Regions from separate parts of the Homo sapiens genome. Here region 1 is linked to region 2. Evidence: read pairs that join two places in POLR2A ChIA-PET (ENCODE). Cell type or tissue: OCI-LY7. All regions are shown on one strand. Each heading gives the region's core, and the rest is flanking DNA. Links, peaks and the distances in the headings are about the cores only.

Region 1 (5,547 bases), core at 866-4,865, 1.1 Mb before region 2:
ACAGGATCTCATGTGTGTGTGTGTGTGTGTGTGTGTGTGTGTGGCGGGGAGGGGTGTCCCTCTGGTGCAGTCCTTGGGTAGGAAAACACCTTGATGTTGGTCCCAAGGCCATCGGTGTTGGCCTCATCATCACCACCTTCAGTCTCTGGACAGCAACAGGCTCCACTGAGCAGGTGCCCTGTGACACCTGGTGCGTTGGAGGGTGGGGCTGAGCCCCGGTGAGCCAGGACCTGCCAAAAGATCAGGGGGAAGAGCATAGACCCCCCTCTACCAGCCCCGGAGCCCCACGAAGGAACATTCGGGCCGCCCCAGTTTGAGCCATGAGTTGTGTCCACGGCAGCCTCGCTTCCTTTGCTGGGCCTTGGCGGCGATAACGCCTGAATCTGTGCAGGTCTCAGGTGAGCCTTCTCCAGCTCAGCCTCTGTCACCTCATGGGTCGCCTCGGTTCCCGGGCATTGATTCAGCACCTGCTGAAGGGAAACCAGAGAGGCCAGTCCTTGCTCCTGAGGACTCAAGGGTCTGGATGTGGGTGGAAACCTACACCCCACAACGCTCCCAAACGATGAACGCAGCGCAGGGCCTAGGCTCACTCCCGGGATGTGGGGCACAGGGCCCGGAGCCCATCTGGATGAGAGAGCACCGTGCCCTCCATGGGCTGGAGGGACGGGGGGCCTTTGGTGGCCGGTGAAAGCGTTTTGCCAGCTGAGAATATTCTTTTTGCTGGCCGCGTCTAATCTGGTTTCTGGGGAAGATAAGAGGAGGCTACATCAGCAGATGCCTGTCACCGTGGACTAAGAGCTGGCTCAGGGAATCCAATTCCAGCTCAGAACCTGGGGCCCAAGGAGCCACTTGAGGCCATGTCTCTGTCTCTTTTTGGACTCGGGGACTCTGACCATGGTTGTGGACTCTCCCTAGAAAATATGCACACATAGCAATTTGCTGACCTGTCCTGGGAGCTCAAGGGAGGCCCAAGGCAGTGGGGCTGGGGGGCAGGGAGCAGAGAGGCAGGGCCGGGGCCAGGGGAAAGAGGAGAGGAGAGAGCACGGGGGTCCTGTCCCCTTGAGGCTGCCGTGCAGGGGCTGGCTGCATTCTGAGGCTGGAGGAACAGCTCTGCCTTGCAGAGAATTAGCACAGCCTGCCTGTCCGGCCGCTTCACTGTGGGTTGGCTCCCGTGCCATTGAGGATGGCGAAGGGGGAGGAAGGGTGGTGATGAGGGAGGGAGGGTCCTGATGTACCACCTGCTCCCAGATGGCCAAGGTGACCCTCCCCAGCGTCCCCGAGCTTCGCAGGCATGTAGGGGAGCCTCGGAGGGCACATCCGTTTGCTGTTTCTGCTGTTACACGTGACCACAAACTTAGCGGTTTAAAACAATGCAAATGTATTTATTTTTCCTCTTTTTTCCCCATGTAAGACAGGTAACGTGCCACTGTTCTAAAGACGTTTCACGTCCCACGCAAGAGTGTGAAAACCCCCTCATCACACATATCAGCCACAGAAGGATCAAAACAATGCCAATTTATTATTTTAGAGTTCTGGGGGTCAGAAGTCCCATGGGGCCGCGCTGGGCTAAAGCCAGGGTGTCAGCAGGGCTGGCTTCTTCTGGAGGCTGGGGGCAGATCCGTCTCCTGGCCTTTCCCGGCTTCTGAAGGCCACCGCGTTCTGGGCCTCAGTCCCAGGCTGGGGCGTCACCACACCCTCTGCTTTCGAGCCACGTCTGCTCTGACCCCCGCCTCTCTCTCACAGGGGCCCTTGTAATGCCATTGGGTTCACCTGCATGATCCTGGGGAGTCTCCCATCGCAGGACCCTCGGTCACACTGGCAATGTCCCTTTTGCCATGAAAAGTCACCCATTCACAGTCCCGGGATTAGGATGTGGGCCTTTTGGGGGGCACCATTCTGCCCACTGTGGAGGGTGTGTGGGAGCGACCAGACCTCAGGGGGGCTGTCATATTGACCTCATCCCCAGCACAAAGTCCAGGAGGGCTGGCGTGAGGTGTCCAGGATGCTGGAGCTTGGTGGGGGCTGCACAGGGACTCTGCTCAGGCACCCAGCCCCAGCGTGAGGGGCCCATGGCTGTGGGCGCAGCAGCCACAAGGGAGAAGCAATGGCCCCCTCGACTTTCCTTCCCTAAACTCGGATCCCCTGAAACAGAGAGGTGAGGCTCAGGGGTGAAGGGCAAGCAACTTCTGCAATAAGATTTCCATGATGCCTGATCATGTCTGTAAGAGAAAGGTTATGTCTTTCTTCATTTTTGTTTATTTTTTGAGACAGAGTCTTGCTCTGTCACCCAGGCTGGAGTGCAGTGGCTTGATCATAGCTCACTGCAGCCTCAACTTCCCAGCCTCAGGCAATCCTCTCTCCTAGGTCTCCCAAGTAGCTGGGACTACAGGCATGTGTCTTGGGAGGCAAATTTTTTTTTTTTTTTTAAGAGACGAGGGTCTCACCATGTTGCCCAGGCTGGTCTCGATCTCCTGGCCTCAAGCAATCCTCCTGCCTTGATATCCCAAAGTGCTGGGATTACAGGCATGAGCCACCATGCCTAGTCTCTTTTCAAAAAAAAAATTTTTTTTTTTTTTGAGTCACAGTTTCACTCTTGTTGCCCAGGCTGGAGTGCAATGGCACGGTCTTGATTCACTGCAACCTCCGCCTTCCGGGTTCAAGCAATTCTCCTGCTTCAGCCTCCTGAGTAGCCGGGATTATAGGCACCTGCCACCACATCCGGCTTATTTTGCATTTATTTTTATTTTTAGTAGAGATGTGGTTTTACCATGTTGGCCAGGCTGATCTTGAACTCCTGATCTCAGGTGATCTGCTCACCTCGGCCTCCCAAAGTGCTGGGATTACAGGCGTGAGCCACCGTGTCTGGCCTCAAAATTTTTTAATGTAAGTTTTCAAATAAACTCACACACGTGATCAGTGATCACCACACATACTTTATCGATAATCGCCACACTTGTTTCATGCATTGCTGTTGTCTTTCTCTTTGCTTTTCCCCTGTGGCTGAAGCACTTTCCATCCTGTAGCAAAAACGTTCTGAAATTTTCTTCCTATGAACTTCAGGTTGCAAGGCGCCAAGTACGGGAAACTCTGGAACACACTTGCGGTTCCCTTAGGGCAATGTTCAAATTAACAGTCATTCCTTGGCACCCGCTCAGGCCCCATCCAGAATCACATTCCCCTGATTGTTTGCTTACGTCCATCAGATGGAACACACAGGTTCCTAACAAGGCCCAAAGTTTAAGTTTTGTGGTGGCGCCTCTTGAACCTCTCTTACTCTAGATCAGGCGCCGCCCCCGACCCCCATTGCTCCTCCCACCACTTGTGATTTGTTGCAGAAACCAGATCAGCTGTCCTGCAAATGTGTGGCCTATCGCGCTGCTGTTTGCCTCTCTGTGGTGTCGCCTCGCCCCGTGTCTCCTGCAAATGGAAGCTGTGCCGCAGAAACGCCCTTAGATTCAGGCTCATCTTTCTTTGCCAGAAGCCTTCGTGGGCAGAGCTGTGAGAGCCACATGGAAGCACCTGTAATGCTAAGTGTGCCCTGTGGGTCCAGGTGGCCATCGCCCGGACCCACCCTCTGATGCTAAGTGTGCCCCGTGGGTCCAGGTGGCCATCGCCCGGGCCCACCCTGAGATGCTAAGTGTGCCCCGTGGGTCCAGGTGGCCACAGCCTGGGCCCACCCTGTGATGCTAAGTGTGCCCCGTGGGTCCAGGTGGTCATAGCCCGGATCCACCCTGTGATGCCCTAGTTTTGTCATTACTGATCTCATCCATGACCCTTGCGAGAAATACTTATGTCATGAGAGGTGGCAAAATCATGGTTTCTCTCATGATCTCATCTCCTTCACAATGAGTAGCTGAAATTGTTCTGTTAAAAACAACAACGACAAAAAAGGCTGGGCACGGTGGCTCACGCTTGTAATCCCAGAGCTTTTGTGGGCCAAGGTGAGAGAGGCCAGGAGCTTGAATCCAGCCTGGGCAACATGGCAAGACCCCATCTCTACAAAAAAATAAAACATTAGCCAGGTGTGGTGGTGCGCGCCCGTAGTCTCAGCTACTCGGGGGCTGAGGCAGAAGGATCCTTTGAGCCCAAGAGGTTAAGGCTGCAGTGAGCTGTGATTACACCACTGCACTTCAGCCTGGGCGATGGAGCGAGACCCTGTCTCTTAAATAAAACAACCAAACAGGCTGGGTGTGGTGGCTCACACCTGTAATCCCAGCACTTTGAGAGGCCGAGGTGGGTGGATCACCTGAGGTCGGGAGTTTGAGACCAGCCTGGCCAACATGGTGAAACCCCAACTCTACTAAAAATACAAAAAATTAGCAGGGCCTGGTTGCGGGCGCCTGTAATCCCAGCTACTCAGGAGTCTGAGGCAGGAGAATCACTTGAACCCAGGAGACAGAGGCTGCAGTGAGCCGAGGTTGTGCCATTGCACTCCAGCCTGGGCAATAGAGCAAGACTCCATCTCAAAAAAAAGAAACCAAACAAACAAAAACCAAAAATACTTGCTGTTGTCCACTAGAGTTATTGAGTTATCCTGAAATATAGTTTAAAAGGGAAATTCTTAATTCTTTTCTTTTAATTGACAATGTTCTGAATAGAGTTGGAGGCTTGTTTTTCCAGTGGATTACCGATGGGTTTTGGTTTGCTTTCTCTCTTTAAATCTATTTATAGCTTTTGTGTATTCATTGTGTATTCAGCAATCATACACAATGAGTACACAAAAAATCACACAACCAATACACAAAAGGTAAAAGTAGATTTAAAAAGTGAGACACCAAGGCTTGATTTTAGGCTCAATTTGTCCCCTCTTTGGCCAAAGATTTCTAATTTTTTTCCCCTCAAAACTGGTAGGCCAGGGTGCCAGGGTGCCGTCCCATCAGTGGTGGGAGGAAAGGGTAGTTGCCCCAGACAGTGGGTGAATGCCAGGGTGCCAGTGTCAGGGAGGGGAGGGGCTGGTGGGTGAATGCTAGGGTGCCAGTGTCAGGGACGGAGGGGCTGGTGGGTGAATGCCAGGGTGCCAGCATCAGGGAGGGGAGGGGCTGGTGGGTGAATGCCAGGGTGCCAGTGTCAGGGACGGAGGGGCTGGTGGGTGAATGCCAGGGTGCCAGCGTCAGGGAGGGGAGGGGCTGGTGGGTGAATGCCAGGGTGCCAGCATCAGGGAGGGGAGGGGCTGGTGGGTGAATGTCAGGGTGCCAGTGTCAGGGAGGGGAGGGGCTGGTGGGTGAATGCCAGGGTGCCAGCATCAGGGAGGGGAGGGGCTGGTGGGTGAATGCCAGGGTGCCAGCATCAGGGAGGGGAGGGGCTGGTGGGTGAATGCCAGGGTGCCAGCGTCAGGGACGGAGGGGCTGGTGGGTGAATGCCAGGGTGCCAGTGTCAGGGAGGGGAGGGGCTGGTGAGTGAATGCCAGGGTGCCAGCATCAGGGAGGGGAGGGGCTGGTGGGTGAATGCCAGGGTGCCAGCGTCAGGGACGGAGGGGCTTGTGGGTGAATGCCAGGGTGCCAGCATCAGGGAGGGGAGGGGCTGGTGGGTGAATGCCAGGGTGCCAGC
Region 2 (4,000 bases), core at 1-4,000:
GCCTGTTGCCCAGGCTGGTCTCAAGACTCCTGGGCTCAAGCGATCCTCCTGCCTCAACCTCCCAAACTGTTGGGATTATAGGCGTGAGCCATCATGCCCGGCCACAGACCTGCTGTCTAACAAGACCTCCAGGTGGTGCTCGTGCCCTTGAAGTCTGAGAAGCCCCGAGCATCCCCTTGTTCTCTCTGGACAGCATTGAGACTGCCATGCTGTGCCGGGTACGGTTGCTGCCCATGGCCTGGGAAGGTGGGGACTGAGTACTGGCAGATAGGTTTCTCCAATTTTGAGACTTTGACTTAAGAAAGGGGAAAAAATGGAGTGTCATTTTATGTGTCCCTCTGCTGTCCCCCTTGGCAGGTGCTGTGTAGGTGGGGGGGACACACTTTGGGGATTCGGACCTCCAGAATGGGGGTGCCTTATCCTTCCTGGTCATCACTCTTCTCATCTGCAGTACAGGGGCCTGTGTGCTTCGCTTGTACACCAGACATTTTCTCACAGTCCTGGAGGCTAGAGGTTGAAGTTGAAGGTGTCGGCGGGGTTGGTTTTCCCCAAGGCCTCTCTCCTTGACTTGCAGATGGACATCTTCTCCCTGGGTCCTCATGTGGTCGGCCTTCTGTGCATGTCTAATCTCCCCTCCTCGTAAGGACACCTGTCAGACTAGGGCCCACCCTAGTAATCTGATTTTAATTACTCACCTCTTTTTTTTTTTTTTTGACAGTATTTTTGCTCTGTTGTCCAGTCTGGAGGGCAATGGTGTGATCTCAGCTCACTGCAACCTCCACCTCCCAGGTTCAAATGATTCTCTTGCCTCAGCCTCCCAAATAGCTGGGATTATAGGCAGGTGCCACCATGCCTGGCTAATTTTTATATTTTCAGTAGAGACGAGGTTTCACCATGTTGGCCAGGCTGGTCTCAAACTCTTGACCTCAGGTGATGTACCTGCCTCGGCCTCCCTAAGTCCTAGGATTTACAGGTATGAGCTACCGCCCCCAGCCCTTACTCACCTCTTTAAAGACCCTATCTCCAAATAGTCACATTCTAAGGTGCTGGGAGTTAGGGCTTCAGCAGATGGATTTGGGGGACACAGTTTGACCCATCACAGTCCTCCTAGGCTTTTAGCAAGGAGTGTGTGCTATGGGTGCAAGAGCTTGGGGATGGCTTTGGTACCACCAGGACAGGGCAGCTGGTATAAACTCCATGACCGGCCACACCTCCTTCTGGAAGAAGGATCCAGTTTTCCCAGGGCTCCAGACACCAGGTCTTTGGAATCCCCCTGGGGACCTGGCTCTGTGCGGGACCCAGTTTTCCCAGGGCTCCAGACACCGGGTCTTTGGAACCCCCCGGGGACCTGGCTCTGTGCGGTTGCCGAGCTGGTGAAGGCACAGGGGGCGGAACCACAGAAGTGTTTCCTTTTAGGTCCTCTCTTCTCTGTTAAACCAAAGTGAGAACATGGCTGGATGGCCCCAGGTGGTCTCGGAAGACATCGTGAAGCAGGTCCACAGGCTGAAGAATGAAATGTTTGTGATGAGTGGCAAGATCAAAGGCAAAACCTTGCTGCCTATTCCGGAGCACCTGGGCAGCCTGGATGGCACGCTGGAGTCCATGGAGAGGTGTGTGGGCCCAGCTGCTTCCGGCTGCCGCTGGGTGGGGAAGAGGCACATGCTTGACCCCCACCCCCCACCCCACTCCACCCCACTCCGACCCGTTGTTTCCCTGCAGAGTGGCTTCACATGTTAAAGCCGGGGAAATGCAGGGCAAGGTGGTGCGTTAGGTGGTGCTGAGACTGAGGAAGTTGAAACCAGGGCAGGGAGGGAGCAGGCTCTGCAGCCCCTGGGGCTCTGGCACCTGCACCCCACACCCCCCGCTGGGTCACACATGTGTGCCGATCCAGTCACCACCCAGCAAGCAGAAGGTGTCCCACCTGTCAGCATGGCCAGGAAACAGGAGGCACAGCTTTAAGATGTGGGACAGGGTCAGTGAGTGGGAGTGGGAGGGACTCTCAGCAGGTACATGCAAGTCTGTGTAGAGGCTGCGGTGCCCCCAGAGGCCCTGGGAAGCCCAAGGGACTCCAAGGTGTCCCCTCGCACCTGCCTTGCCACAATTTGCAACCGCCCTGATATGTGAGACCCCCGTGACAATTAGTTCCGTATTTTGCCTCACGTGGGCAAGTCCTCCACTGATCATTCACAAAGCCCCAAGCACCATGTCCGGTGGTGACACCAGGGGAGCCATCTTGAATAGGGTTTAAATAGGGTTTACTTAATTCTCTCCCGCTTCCTTGGAGGTGAGCGCCTCCAGGCCCTGGTATCTCTGACCACGCCCATTATTTCCCTGGGCTCTCTTCCTAGCTGGGAGTCTTGGGAACTTCTTTAGCGTCCCCGAGGTGGCTGGAGGCACCAGGGACATGAGACCAGACGGTGCTGCTGCTGGTGGTTTGGGATTGGTGGGCAGAAGGATTCATGGGAGAGCTTGGTGGGACCCACGTGTGTGTCGCCATGAGAGCAATGCCCCAACCTTCCACTGGGCAGGATCCCCTCTTCACTGGACAACTTGCTCCTGCACGCCATTGAAACCACCATCATCGACTGGTCCCACCAGATCCGGGATGTGCTGAGCAAAGACTCAGCCCAGGCGCTGCTGGATGGGCTGCACCCCCTGCCCCAAGTGGAGTTCGAGTTCTGGGACACTCGGCTGCTGAACCTCAAGTGCATCCATGAACAGGTACGGCCTCCTCTCTCCTGTGGGGCTGCAGCCTCGTCCCAGCTGGGCGACCGGGCCGAGCTCTCCGCCTCCCAGTGCCAACCTCCCAGGAGTCCTGAGGGCTCTGATGACCTGCGTAAATTCTGCAGCTCCAGCCAGCCACAAGGTCAGGTTGGCCTCGCCTTAGGGTCTTCCAGGTCAATGAAAGGTGGATCTTCACTCCCCTTCTCAGCTAAACAGACCCAAAGTGAACAAGATTGTTGAGATCCTAGAGAAAGCCAAAAGCTGCTACTGGCCAGCCCTGCAAAACGTTTACACCAACGTCACTGAAGGTGAGCCTGTGACCCTGTCATGAGTTCTGCACGAAGCTGTTTGTGCCTCCTGGGAGGGCTGGGTCAGACTTGTCACCAACCCTAGGATGTTGGCCTCCCTCTGCGAGCAGCTTTCTCAGCCCCCTCCACTTGAGAAAGGCCCCATTTCCTGAAGGAGCAGGTCTCAGCACATGGAGCCGCACCCTCATCGTTTCTGAGCAATTTCTGCTCTCTTACCGGTGGGCACTTGTTCTTGTTCCGTGCAGGGCTGAAGGAAGCCAACGACATCGTGCTCTATTTGAAGCCCCTACGGATCCTGCTGGAGGAGATGGAACAAGCCGACTTCACGATGGTGCGCAGGCAAGGGAGAGCCGGCTTTGGTGGGGAGGGTCTTGTTTCTTTTCTTTTCTTTTCTTTTTTCTTTTTTTTTTTTTTTTTTTTTTGAGAGGGAGTCTCGCTCTGTCACCAGGCTAGAGTGCTGTGGCGCGATCTCGGCTCACTGCAACCTCCAACTCCCTGGTTCAAGGGATTCTCCTGCCTCTGCCTCCCGAGTAGCTGGGATTACAGGCATGTGCCACCATGCCCAGCTAATTTTTGTATTTTTAGTAGAGATGGGGTTTCATTATGTTGGCCAGGATGGTCTCGATCTCCTGACCTCATGATCCGCCCACCTCGGCCTCCCAAAGTGCTGGGATTACAGGCGTGAGCCACCACGCCCGGCCTGGGTCTTGTTTCTTCAAGGCATGTGGGGCCGTGGGTTTCTTGGCTGCCATCAGATGTGTGGGCCTAGGGAGTTGCCTCTCCCCTCCTCTTTGGGAACCCTCTGCTGGATACCCAGTGAGAGCCATGGGAAGGGAAGGGCTGGGACACCGGGATAAGGTGCAGCGGCCAGTCCCCTCCAGTGTGCCTGGGCCTGTCTCCCCCCAGCTCCCCACCTTCATTGCCAAGGTGCTGGACACCATCTGCTTCATCTGGGCCACCTCTGAGTA

The links. ChIA-PET counts read pairs that join two places held together with the same protein. Peaks named below come from ENCODE experiments on the same cell type or tissue, not always from the same donor. Only the 100,000 strongest peaks of a DNase experiment are listed, where the experiment ranks them.
Region 1: POLR2A ChIA-PET joins it to region 2 with 5 read pairs; 1 of 35 experiments calls an interaction of 5 or more read pairs at or near these places.

What each region holds. Positions count from the first base shown.
Region 1 is chr17:79,709,685-79,715,231 of GRCh38, reverse strand. LINC02078 (long intergenic non-protein coding RNA 2078) reads right to left here. Exons shown (of 2, transcript NR_109783.1): 2 at 2,915-5,547. It also overlaps the pseudogene LOC124904133. Among named protein-coding and RNA genes, the nearest start is that of LINC02078, 5.2 kb to the right of the region's middle. RefSeq lists an enhancer at 3,544-4,093. In OCI-LY7, for the core only: no CTCF peak of the experiment used is centred there; a DNase peak (open chromatin) is centred at 2,691; H3K27ac peaks cover 1,206 bases.
Region 2 is chr17:78,570,311-78,574,310 of GRCh38, reverse strand. DNAH17 (dynein axonemal heavy chain 17) reads left to right here. Exons shown (of 81, transcript NM_173628.4): 3 at 1,417-1,610; 4 at 2,529-2,721; 5 at 2,933-3,032; 6 at 3,278-3,363; 7 at 3,939-4,000. Among named protein-coding and RNA genes, the nearest start is that of DNAH17, 5.1 kb to the left of the region's middle. In OCI-LY7, for the core only: a CTCF peak has its summit at 122 (motif pointing right); DNase peaks (open chromatin) are centred at 140, 1,540 and 1,670; H3K27ac peaks cover 436 bases.